Regions from separate parts of the Homo sapiens genome. Here region 1 is linked to region 2. The links are chromatin loops, found by intact Hi-C in ENCODE. Cell type or tissue: sigmoid colon. All regions are shown on one strand.

Region 1 (5,000 bases), 130 kb after region 2:
CACTGAGAAAATGGATTAAACAGAATGAATAGAACTTCAGGATCCTGGGAGACAACACCAGAAAATCACGTATTTTTTGACACTAGAGTCTCAGAGGGAAAAGAGAAATTGGTGCAGACACAAAAAAAGTTTTTAGAAATAACTGCTGAAAACTTCTTAAATTTGACAAACAATATAAATACACATTCAAGAAACTCAGCAAAATCCAAAGAAGATGCTCAGCATATCATAATCGAACTGCTGAAAACCAAAGATTGAAAGAATCCTGAAAGTAGCCAGAAAAAAACCCAACACATTCGGTATAGGGAAGAACAATTTGAAATACGGGTTATCTCAGACATATAATAAAAAATCATGTAGGCCAGGATGCAGTGGAACAATACCTTTAAAGCACTCATAGGAAAGAATCATCCATCCAAAATTCTATACCCAGTGCCAATATTCTTCAGGAATATGGACTTCCTGAAGAATCCTAAAATATGTCCACAAATTAATTGGAGATCCTCTCTTCAGAAGCTGGGGCCTAATTCCCCTCCCCTTGAGTGTGAGCCAGAATTAGGACTGACTTTTAATGAATAGACTATATCAGAAGTGACATTTCATGATTCTGAAATTTTAGTTATTATGGTGAACACCAGTCCCCTGACAACATGGTTCAAATTTGAGTTACCAGAATATATTAACTGTAATTGCATGAAGTTCAAACTTTCTGCTAGCTCCCCAGTCCACAAATCACTACATAATAACACAGGTACATCATGATCAGTGACCAATCATGCCTCTTCTTTCCAAAACCTACGGGTGATTGGTCACTGTGCATCTGTGTTCATTTCACGCACAGACAGCAAAGTGTGAATTGTGTGGCCTCCTTGTCTTCCAGTGATAAACCCACATGGCATTTTTACACAAATGGATATTCAAAAGAGAAAACTGACAAATAAAGATAGAAATGCAGCAAAGAAACTCAAACTGAAAACACTGAACGTGAATGCAAATCAAACATAAATGGGGTCACTGAAGAAACAGACTATGGGGATGCTGGCACTGCTGCCGAGAAGGTGAATTCCTCAAATAAATGAAGAAAGCGGTTGTGATGAAAAGGATGAAGATGTTCCAGAGGAAGGAACGTCAGCAAAAACCTTCACGTTAAAGGGACTTGGAGATATTTCATGACATTGAAAGCAAAAAGGATAAAATATTGGAAGCTGATCCAAACTTAGAAGGGGCATGACAAGTTTTTGAACACAGAAAAGGTGCTCCCTCTATATCATAAGGTACATGACTTTTGAAGAAGGCAAGCACTGTTTAAATGTCTGTTGATGGTTTTTTTAGGAAGACATCAAGCACTTTAATTCCCTGTGTTGCTAATGTTTTAAATTACAGTGTACAAAAATATTTACTTTATTGTTTCCTTATACATTTCTAACAGTACAAGATTATCAATGTTTTGACAATTTTCAAAAGACAGGAAAAAAATCACAATTTTACCCATTAATGATTATGAACAGCACATGGCAGTTTCAGGTTGGAAGGTCATTTTTACAGTTCTGAACTGCTGTGCAGTGAGGACTGTCTGTTTTATGTTGGGAGACTCTGTGTTCTGCTAAAATTCCCTGAAGAATGTTTCTTTTTTTTCTGTTTTGTCAGGCAATCAGCCTCGTTAGCCTTAGTCTGCAGGTCCTGCGTTGCCTTCTGTTTGGTGGTGGTGGTCCGAGTGTCAGTTCAGAGTGTGGCTGTGTTGCCTGGGCTCTGTCTCTTGTATGTGCAGCTCTGGGCTGAGCACGGAATTCAGCTCATGTACAGAATTAGAGAATCCTCTTTTCAGGTCTTTGCTCTTCAGGATTTCCCCCCAGACTCCCTGGCACCCAGGGGGCCCCTTTTCCTCATCCTCTGGCTTAGAAAGATGGGCTTTCTCTCTGATGATTACCTGCCTACACTGCCTGCTCATTTTGCCAAAAGGAACGCCCCTCAGGCAGAAAGCAGAGAGAGAAAAAAAGATGGATTATTTCCACATTCTTCAGACCATAGGGTCATTTTTTCCTGCTCCTCTGGCTGGAAAGACAGGTTTTCTCTCAGGGGAATTTTTTTGTTTGTTTTTGTTTTTGTTTTTTGAGACGGAGTTTTGCTCTTGCTGTCCAGGCTGGAGTGCAATGGCGCGATCTCGGCTCACTGCAACCTCCACCTCCCAGGTTCAAGCGATTCTCCTGCCTCAGCCTCCCGAGTAGCTGGAATTATAGGCATGCACCACCACGCCCAGCTAATTTTGTGTTTTTAGTAGAGACAGGGTTTCTCCATGTTGGTCAGGCTGGTCTTGAACTCCTGACTTCAGGTGATCCACCCGTCTTGGCCTCCCAAAGTGCTGGGATGACAGGCGTGAGCCACCGTGTCCAGCCTGACTAGGGTCATCTTTAGGTCAGGACTGAGAGAGAAAAAGTTTAAAAAAGGAAAAAAGCAAGGGATTATAGCCACACTTTCTAGCTTGCCGGGCCCCCATTTACCAGAATGTTTTAAGAAAGTTCCAGACTGTTTTCCCATCAGCTGTGTATGAGGGTTCCAGTTCTTCCACATCCTTCTCAGCAAACAAGTTAACCATATTTGGCACAGGATTTCTAGACCTGTAGGTTACGGAAATGTCACAGTATGTTTTGAGGCCAGTAAGGAGTTCTGCTTTTTTTTTTTTTTCCTGAGACGGAGTTTCGCTCTTGTTGCCCAGGCTGGAGTGCAATGGTGCGATCTCGGCTCACCGCAACCTCCGCCTCCCAGGTTCAAGGGATTCTTCTGCCTCAGCCTCCCTAGTAGCTGGGATTACAGGCATGTGCCACCACGCCTAGCTGATTTTGTATTTTTAGTAGAGACAGGGTTTCTCCATGTTTGTCAGGCTGGTCTTGAACTCCCGACCTCAGGTGATCCACCCGCCTCGGCCTCCCAAAGTGCTGGGATTACAGGAATGAGCCACTGCACCCGGCCAGTTCTGCATTTCTTAAGAGAATCTTTGTGAGAAGATGTAGATATTGGCTTCATAATAATAAAGTGAATTTGTGGTATTAAATAAATGGAAAAAAAGACAAACGGTACAAATTAAAAGTTCTTGAGATGTTTGGGCTGACCATGAAGGGATCCATTATCTGAAGAGTGGCTTAAGATTTAGAAGGCATAGCTCTACAGTCTCTTTGTCTTCTAAGGGCAGGGCATCTTCTATCTTCTAGGACAGGGTACAGTAAGTCTTACCAAACATGTAAGACATGTTATTTGGGGATATTCAGCATTCCTTTTCCCTTCCTAAAGGTACTCAGGTTTCTTTCTCAGAAATTGTATATATTCATCCCTGAAAGGTCTGAGAAAAAATAAAAAAAAATTGTGTATAGTTTTGGTGAGATCGTCAATCCAGGAACCTGTTTCCCCATATTAAAGTCAAAGGAACTATACTGTTTTCACTGCCAGGCTGGGGACTCTTAGTACCTAAGTTTGGTCCATTCTACTCTTTTTCATGACTTTGAATCTTGAGCAAATGACTACAGTAAGAGTGGGGTTCATTCATGTCATCAACAGCATCCCAGCTGTATTGTTAAAAGTACCTGTCATTCTTAGTTCCCACCCAGTCTTAATCCTGGTTCTCCAACTTTCATAAAAATCGTTGTTTTTTTTTTTTTTTTTTTTTTTTGAGACAAGGCCTCACTCTGTTGCCCAGGCTGGAGTGCAAGTGGTGTAATCTGGGCTCACTCCAACCTCCACCACCTTGGCTCAAGTAGTCTTCCCACCTCAGCCTCCTGAGAAGATGGGACTACAGGTGCACACCTCACCTGGCTAATTTTTGGATTTTTTGTAGACAATGGGTTTCATCATGTTGCCTCAAGAAAAATAACATCATGGTAATACTAAGTCTTTTATCAGTGACATGTAACTGATTTTAAAATATTATATAGTGCTTCCTAGTTTAACCAAACTGGAGGCATGTTTTATATGATGGGCTGATGTCTCATGAATAACTGTGCCAAAATCCTCACTTCTGAGTGCACTGATGCAGTAGATGGATGTCTCAGATCCCTCAGCTCCCAGATTGGGCCAACTCTCCTTATACCACCACACCTGGGACCTGGGAGGAATGGGGAAGGGGACTTTATAGGGCAGAGCTTTCCCAGACTCTTGTTCCACCCTAAGGATAAAGTATTACAGTAACTTTCTTCCTGCCTTCCAGAGGCACTTTCATTCTTCCTGGAGCTCTCGTCAACCCTGACCTCTTCCTTTGTCAGCAAGGTCAAACGCCTGAGCCACAAGTCTTAGCTGTTTCCAGAAGGGTGATTGTGTGCTCCCACCTATATCTGAGGTCCTAGACTCCTCAGAGGAAGTCAGCTTCATGTGATCTAGGTTACTCAAGCCTGGGGCTAGTGTTTTCATATTCTGGTATGAGAGACTTGCTTCCTCTGGAAAGATCTTTATGGTTTACACAAATGTAACAGACCACTTAACAATAGCTAGTCTCTAAAATGTACATCTTAAAATGGCTTTATACTTACGGGAATTCCTAATTAAAAAAAAAACTCACTTGATTTATATCACATTGTAAAATATAGTTTACTTCAAAAGATGATCCTGAAGATCCCATCACAGAGTGTTTAAGGGATGATTATAAACTTTTAGCCCTTAAGAGAGAATATATATACTCAACTGAGTACTGTCTTTCAAAGCAGTCCCTGTCAGTTTGTCCATTGATTCCATAGCAGCTCTCACTGCCCACCCTGCTTGAGAAGCCTCTTGGAGTTGCCTAGAGAGTCTATAGCACTCATCTGAAGGCCCTCCATGAGAACAACTCTTCTCTTCCACATAGATATTTTTGCATCAGCCCAAAGCTATTTGGACACAAGTTTGGTGAACACGGTAAGAAAAAAACAAACCAAGCAACAAAAACAAAAAGCAGGCAGTGCTGTGTTAGACTGAAAGTAAAAGATAAAAACTCTAAGAACCTATGAAGCGCCAGGGCAGTGCTGGTTGCTTTCACCCAT
Region 2 (5,000 bases):
ATCTCTGCTGCCTGGGCTCCAGCTATATCAGCATTCAGGATTAGCAGTGCTAACTGTTGTTCAGATGTTCTGGATTCTTTTAAGTGTTAAGGGTTTTTTTAAACTTTTATTTTTGTCATGGCAAAAAAATATATATATATATATAAAACACAAAATTTACAATTTTACACATTTTCAAGCGTACAGTTCAGTGGCATGAAGTACATTCAGAGCATTGTTTAACCATCACCATCCATCCACTGAACCTTTTCATCTTCCCCAGGGAAACTCTATCCCTATTAAACACTAGTTCCTCAGCCCCCTCTCTGGCACCTCTGGTTTCCCAGGCCCTGGTAGCCTCTATCCTTCTTTCTGTCTCTATGACTTTGACTACTCTAAGTACCTCATAGAAATGGAATCATACAGTATGTGCCCTTTGGTGAATGGTTTATTTCATTTGATACAATGTTTTCAAGGTGCATCCATGTTGTAGTATGTATCAGAACTTTTTAAAATCAGCCAGGCGTGGTTGCACATGCCTGTGGTCCCAGCCACCCGGGAGGCTGAGGTGGGAGGATCGCTGGAGCCCAGGAGTTGGAGGCTGCAGTGAACTATGATTGTACCACTGTACTCCAGCCTGGGTGACAGAGAAAGATCCTGTCTCAAAAATAAATAAATTCAGAATACTGTGCAGCCACCACCACTGTTCATCTCCATCTCTTTTTATTGTGTGAAACTCTGTACCCATTAAACAATAACTCCCTATTGTCCCTCCCCCAGCCCCTGGGAACTTCCATTCTGCTTCTGGTCTCTCTGACTTTGACTCCTCTATGTACCTCATAGAGTGGAATCACACGGTATCTGTCTTTTTCCACTGGCTTATTCTACTTAGCAAAATGTCCTCCAAGGGCACCCTTGATGACATCCATGTTGTAGCATGTCCGAATTTCCTTTCCTTTGAAGGCTGAGTGATAGTTCATTTTATCTGGTACCACATCCATTCTCAGGGGAATCCTGTTACGGGATTGTCTGTCAGTTCTGTCAGTGGACGCTTGGGTGGCTTCCATCTTTTAGCTGTTATTAATCTGCTGTGAACATAGGTGTACAAGCATCCCTTCAAGACCCTGCTTTTATCCTTTTGGGTATAAACCCAGAAGTGGAATTGCTAGATCATATGGTAATTGTATGATAGTTTTTCGAGGAACTATTTTCAGTAACAGCTATACCATTTGACATTTCCACTAACAGTGCACAAAGGTTCCAGTTTTTCCACATCTGTGCCAACAGAAGATTTCCTTTCTGGGTTTTTTTGTTTGTGTGTGTGTGTGTGTGTGTGTGTGTTTTGAGACGGAGTTTTGCTCTTTTGCCCAGGCTGGAGTGCAATGACACGATCTTGGCTCACTGTAACCTCTACCCTCTAGGTTCAAGCAATTCTCCTGCCTCCCGAGTAGCTGGGATTACAGGCGTCTGCCACCACGGCCAGCTAATTTTTGTATTTTTAGTAGAGACGGGGTTTCACCATGTTGGTCAGGCTGATCTCGAACTCCTGACCTCAAGTGATCCACCCGCCTCGGCCTCCCAAAGTGCTGGGATTACAGGCGTGAGCCACCGTGCGCCACCGCGTTCAGCCATCCTTTCTGGTTTTTGATGGTAGCCATCCTCTCAGGTGTGAAGTGGTATCCTGTGGTTTTGCTTTACATTTTCCTAATTGAGTAGTGATATTGAGCGGCTTTTCATGTGCTTATTGGCTGTTTCTATGTCTTCCTTGAAGAAGTATTTATTGAAGTCTTCTGCCAATGTTTGAATCAGCTCGTTTTTTTCATTGTTGAGTTTTAGGAATTTTCTGCATAATCCAGATATTAATCCCTTATCAGATATATGATCTGTTGATAGTGCCTTTGGATGCACGAAAGTTTTAAAATTTGTCTTGTTTTTCATTTGTTGCCTGTGCCTTTAGTGAAATACCCAAGAAATCACTGCCAAATCCAGTGTTGTGAAACCTTTTCCTTAAGTTTCCTACTAAGAGTTTTCTGGTTTTCGCTTTCACATTTAGAACTTTGGTCCATTTAGAGTTGATTTTTTTTCTTTTTTCCTGAGATTGTGTCTCACTCTGTCGCCAGGCTGGAGTGCAGTGGCATGATCTCAGCTCACCGCAACCTCTGCCTCCCGGGTTCAAGCAATTCTCCTGCCTCAGCCTCCCAAGTAGCTGGGACTACAGGCTTGCACCACCATGCCCAGCTAATTATTTTATTTTATTTTTAGTAGAGACGAGATTTCACCATGTTGGCCAGGATGGTCTCGATCCCTTGACCTCATGATCCGCCCGCCTCGGCCTCCCAAAGTGCTGGGATAGAGTTGATTTTTGTGAGGCAAGGCAGGGCTCCACCTTCTTTTTCTGGTATGTGCATATCCAGTTTTCCCAGCAGACGTTGTTGAAAACTGCTTTCCCCTTTGAATGGTCTTGGCCCCCTTGTGGAGAGTCACTGCAGCATAAGAGTTAGCCTTCATCTCTGGGCTCTCCTCTCCTGTGACTCCCGTAATGTTTTACTCATCCACTTCATGGTGGACCACCCTCTGGCTCTGTCCACTCTGCCACTTTTTTCCTCTGCTCCTCACAGGATCATTTCCATTGTAAGTGTCTCCAGCTTGCTGATTCTTTATTCTGCCTGCTCAGATCTGCCGGTGAACCCCTCTAGTGAATTTGTAAGTGTCAGTTATTATTTTCAGCTCTTCTAGTTCCATTTGATCACCTTCATAATTCCTATCTGTTGATATCCTCATTGTGTTCCTCTGTGATTTTCCTGACTTCCTGTAGTTCTGTGTCCATGGCTTCCTTCAGTTCTTCGAGCACATTTAAGACAGTCGGTTTAAAGCCTTTGTTTACTAAGTCCAATGTCTAGGCTTCCTTGGGCATGTTTTTGTCAGTTAAATATTTTCCTTTGAATGAGTCATACCTTCCTGTTTTATTTGCTTTAGATTTTAGGTCACTAAATTTTTCTTTGTGTCTAAACTGCTGTTAAACCTATCCATTCAGTTTTTAATTTGGGTTATTGTGTTTTTCAGTTGAATTTTTTTTTAACCGTATCTCCTGTATCTTTAAAAAAAAAAAAAAGTTTCTGACTCTTTACCAAAATTCTCTATCTTGTATCTCCTTCACATAATATTTTTTAGTTTTTGTTTGCTCTTTGTCCTAGTTTTTCTTTATATTGCCTTGTCTTTTCTTGTGACTTTTTAAATATTCTGTGTAGGACATTGTAGTTGAAATTGTATTTGCAAAAAGAATTTGAGGTCTAGTAATAGGTTTCTCATTATTGTTTAATTTGCCTTAGAGCAAATTAAACAATTTTCATATTCTTATATTTTCATATTCTTATCAGCCGTCTTTTAAAAAGTGCCTGGTCAAGGATAGTGACCATTTAAAAGTTGATTTGTTTAACTTTTTATTATTGATTTGTGGGAGTTCATCATATATCTTTTGTCATATACAAGGGGGCTTCCAAAAGTTCACAGAAAAATGGAATTAAAAGATAAAAGTAAGAAATATATGGCTGGCCATGGTAGCTCACACCTGTAATCCCAGCACTTAGGGAGGCTGAGGCAGGTGGATTGATTGAGTCCAGGAGTTCAAGACCAGCCTTTGCAATATGGCAAAACCTCATCTCTACAAAAAATATAAAAATTAGCTGGGCTGCTGGGTGCAGTGGCTCACGCTTGTAATCCCAGCACTTTGGGAGGCTGAGGCGGGTGGATCACCTGAGGTCAGGAGTTCAAGACTAGCCTGGCCAACATGGTGAAACCCTGTCTCTACTAAAAGTACAAAAAAAAAAAAAAAATTAGCCCAGCATGGTGGTGGGCTTCTGTAATCCCAGCTACTCAGGAGGCTGAGGCAGGAGAATCGCTTGAACCTGGGAGGCAGAGGTTGCAGTGAGCCGAGATTGTGCCATTGCACTCCAGCCTGGGCGACAAGAGCAAAAGTCCGTCTCAAATAAAAATAAAAAAACAGCTGGGCATGGTGGTGCATACCTATAGTTACAGCTACTAAGGAGGCTGAGGTGAGAGGATCGCTTGAGCCCAGGAGGTCAAGGCTGCAGTGAGCCGAGATAGTGCCACTGCACTCCAGCCTGGCGACAGAGCAAGACCCTGTCTGAAAAAAAAAAAACAGCTGGGCATGGTGGCACATACCTATAGTTACAGCTACTAAAGAAGAAATACACGCTTTTTTCTTAACACAAGCACCATCAAGTTCAAGACACTTATAAGCAATGATGCCAGCCATTTATAAGCAATGATGCCAGCCATTTATAAGCAATGATGCCAGCCATTTAGTCCCTCCCTAAAGACCTAATGGTCCTGGGAATTTAACCATGGCCATGGAGTCTTTTTTACATTATTAATTGACAAAAAATGGGTGCCCTTTACAGATGTTTCAAAATTAGGAAGCAAAAAGAAGTCAGAGGGAGCCAAATCAGGACTGTAGGGTAGATGCCTGATGATTTCCCATGGAAACTCTTGCAAAATCACCCTTCTTTGGTGAGAGGAACGAGCAGGAGCATTGTCGTGATGGAGATGGACTCTCTGGGGAGGCTTTCCCGGGGGGGGTTTTGCTGAAGCTTTGGCTAACATTCCCTAAACATTCTCATACTAAGCAGATGTTACATTCCTTGTTACCCCTCCAGAAAGTCAGCAAGCAGAATGCCTTAAGCATCCCAAAAGCTGTTGCCACAATGTGCTCTTGACTGGCCCACTTTTGCTCTGATGGGACCACTTCCAGCCCTCAGCACCATTGCCTTGACTGCACTTGGTCTTCAGGACCATACCAGGAAAGCCACGTTTCATGTCGCTATAGTTCAAAGAGAGCTTCAGGATCTCCATCCCACTTGTTCAAAGTTACCACTGACAGCTCTGCTCTTCTCTGCGCCTGATGTGGGCGCAATGGGTTTGGCACCCATTGAGTGGAAAGTCTGCTCAACTTTCATTTTTCTGTCAGAATTGTGTAAGCTCAACCTACTGAGCTGTCTGTG

The links. A loop is a pair of places that touch in the nucleus more often than their neighbours do. Peaks named below come from ENCODE experiments on the same cell type or tissue, not always from the same donor. Only the 100,000 strongest peaks of a DNase experiment are listed, where the experiment ranks them.
Region 1: a loop joins it to region 2, with 2.5 times the contacts of the local background. A loop is called at or near these places in 7 of 110 quality-filtered maps.

The regions. Positions count from the first base shown.
Region 1 is chr9:93,441,947-93,446,946 of GRCh38, forward strand. FAM120AOS (family with sequence similarity 120 member A opposite strand) reads right to left here. Exons shown (of 3, transcript NM_198841.4): 3 at 1,386-5,000. Among named protein-coding and RNA genes, the nearest start is that of FAM120A, 7.2 kb to the right of the region's middle. In sigmoid colon, no CTCF peak of the experiment used is centred here; no DNase peak of the experiment used is centred here.
Region 2 is chr9:93,310,321-93,315,320 of GRCh38, forward strand. All of the region lies in intron 28 of WNK2 (WNK lysine deficient protein kinase 2), which reads left to right. Among named protein-coding and RNA genes, the nearest start is that of WNK2, 130 kb to the left of the region's middle. In sigmoid colon, a CTCF peak has its summit at 2,435 (motif pointing left); no DNase peak of the experiment used is centred here; H3K27ac peaks cover 420 bases.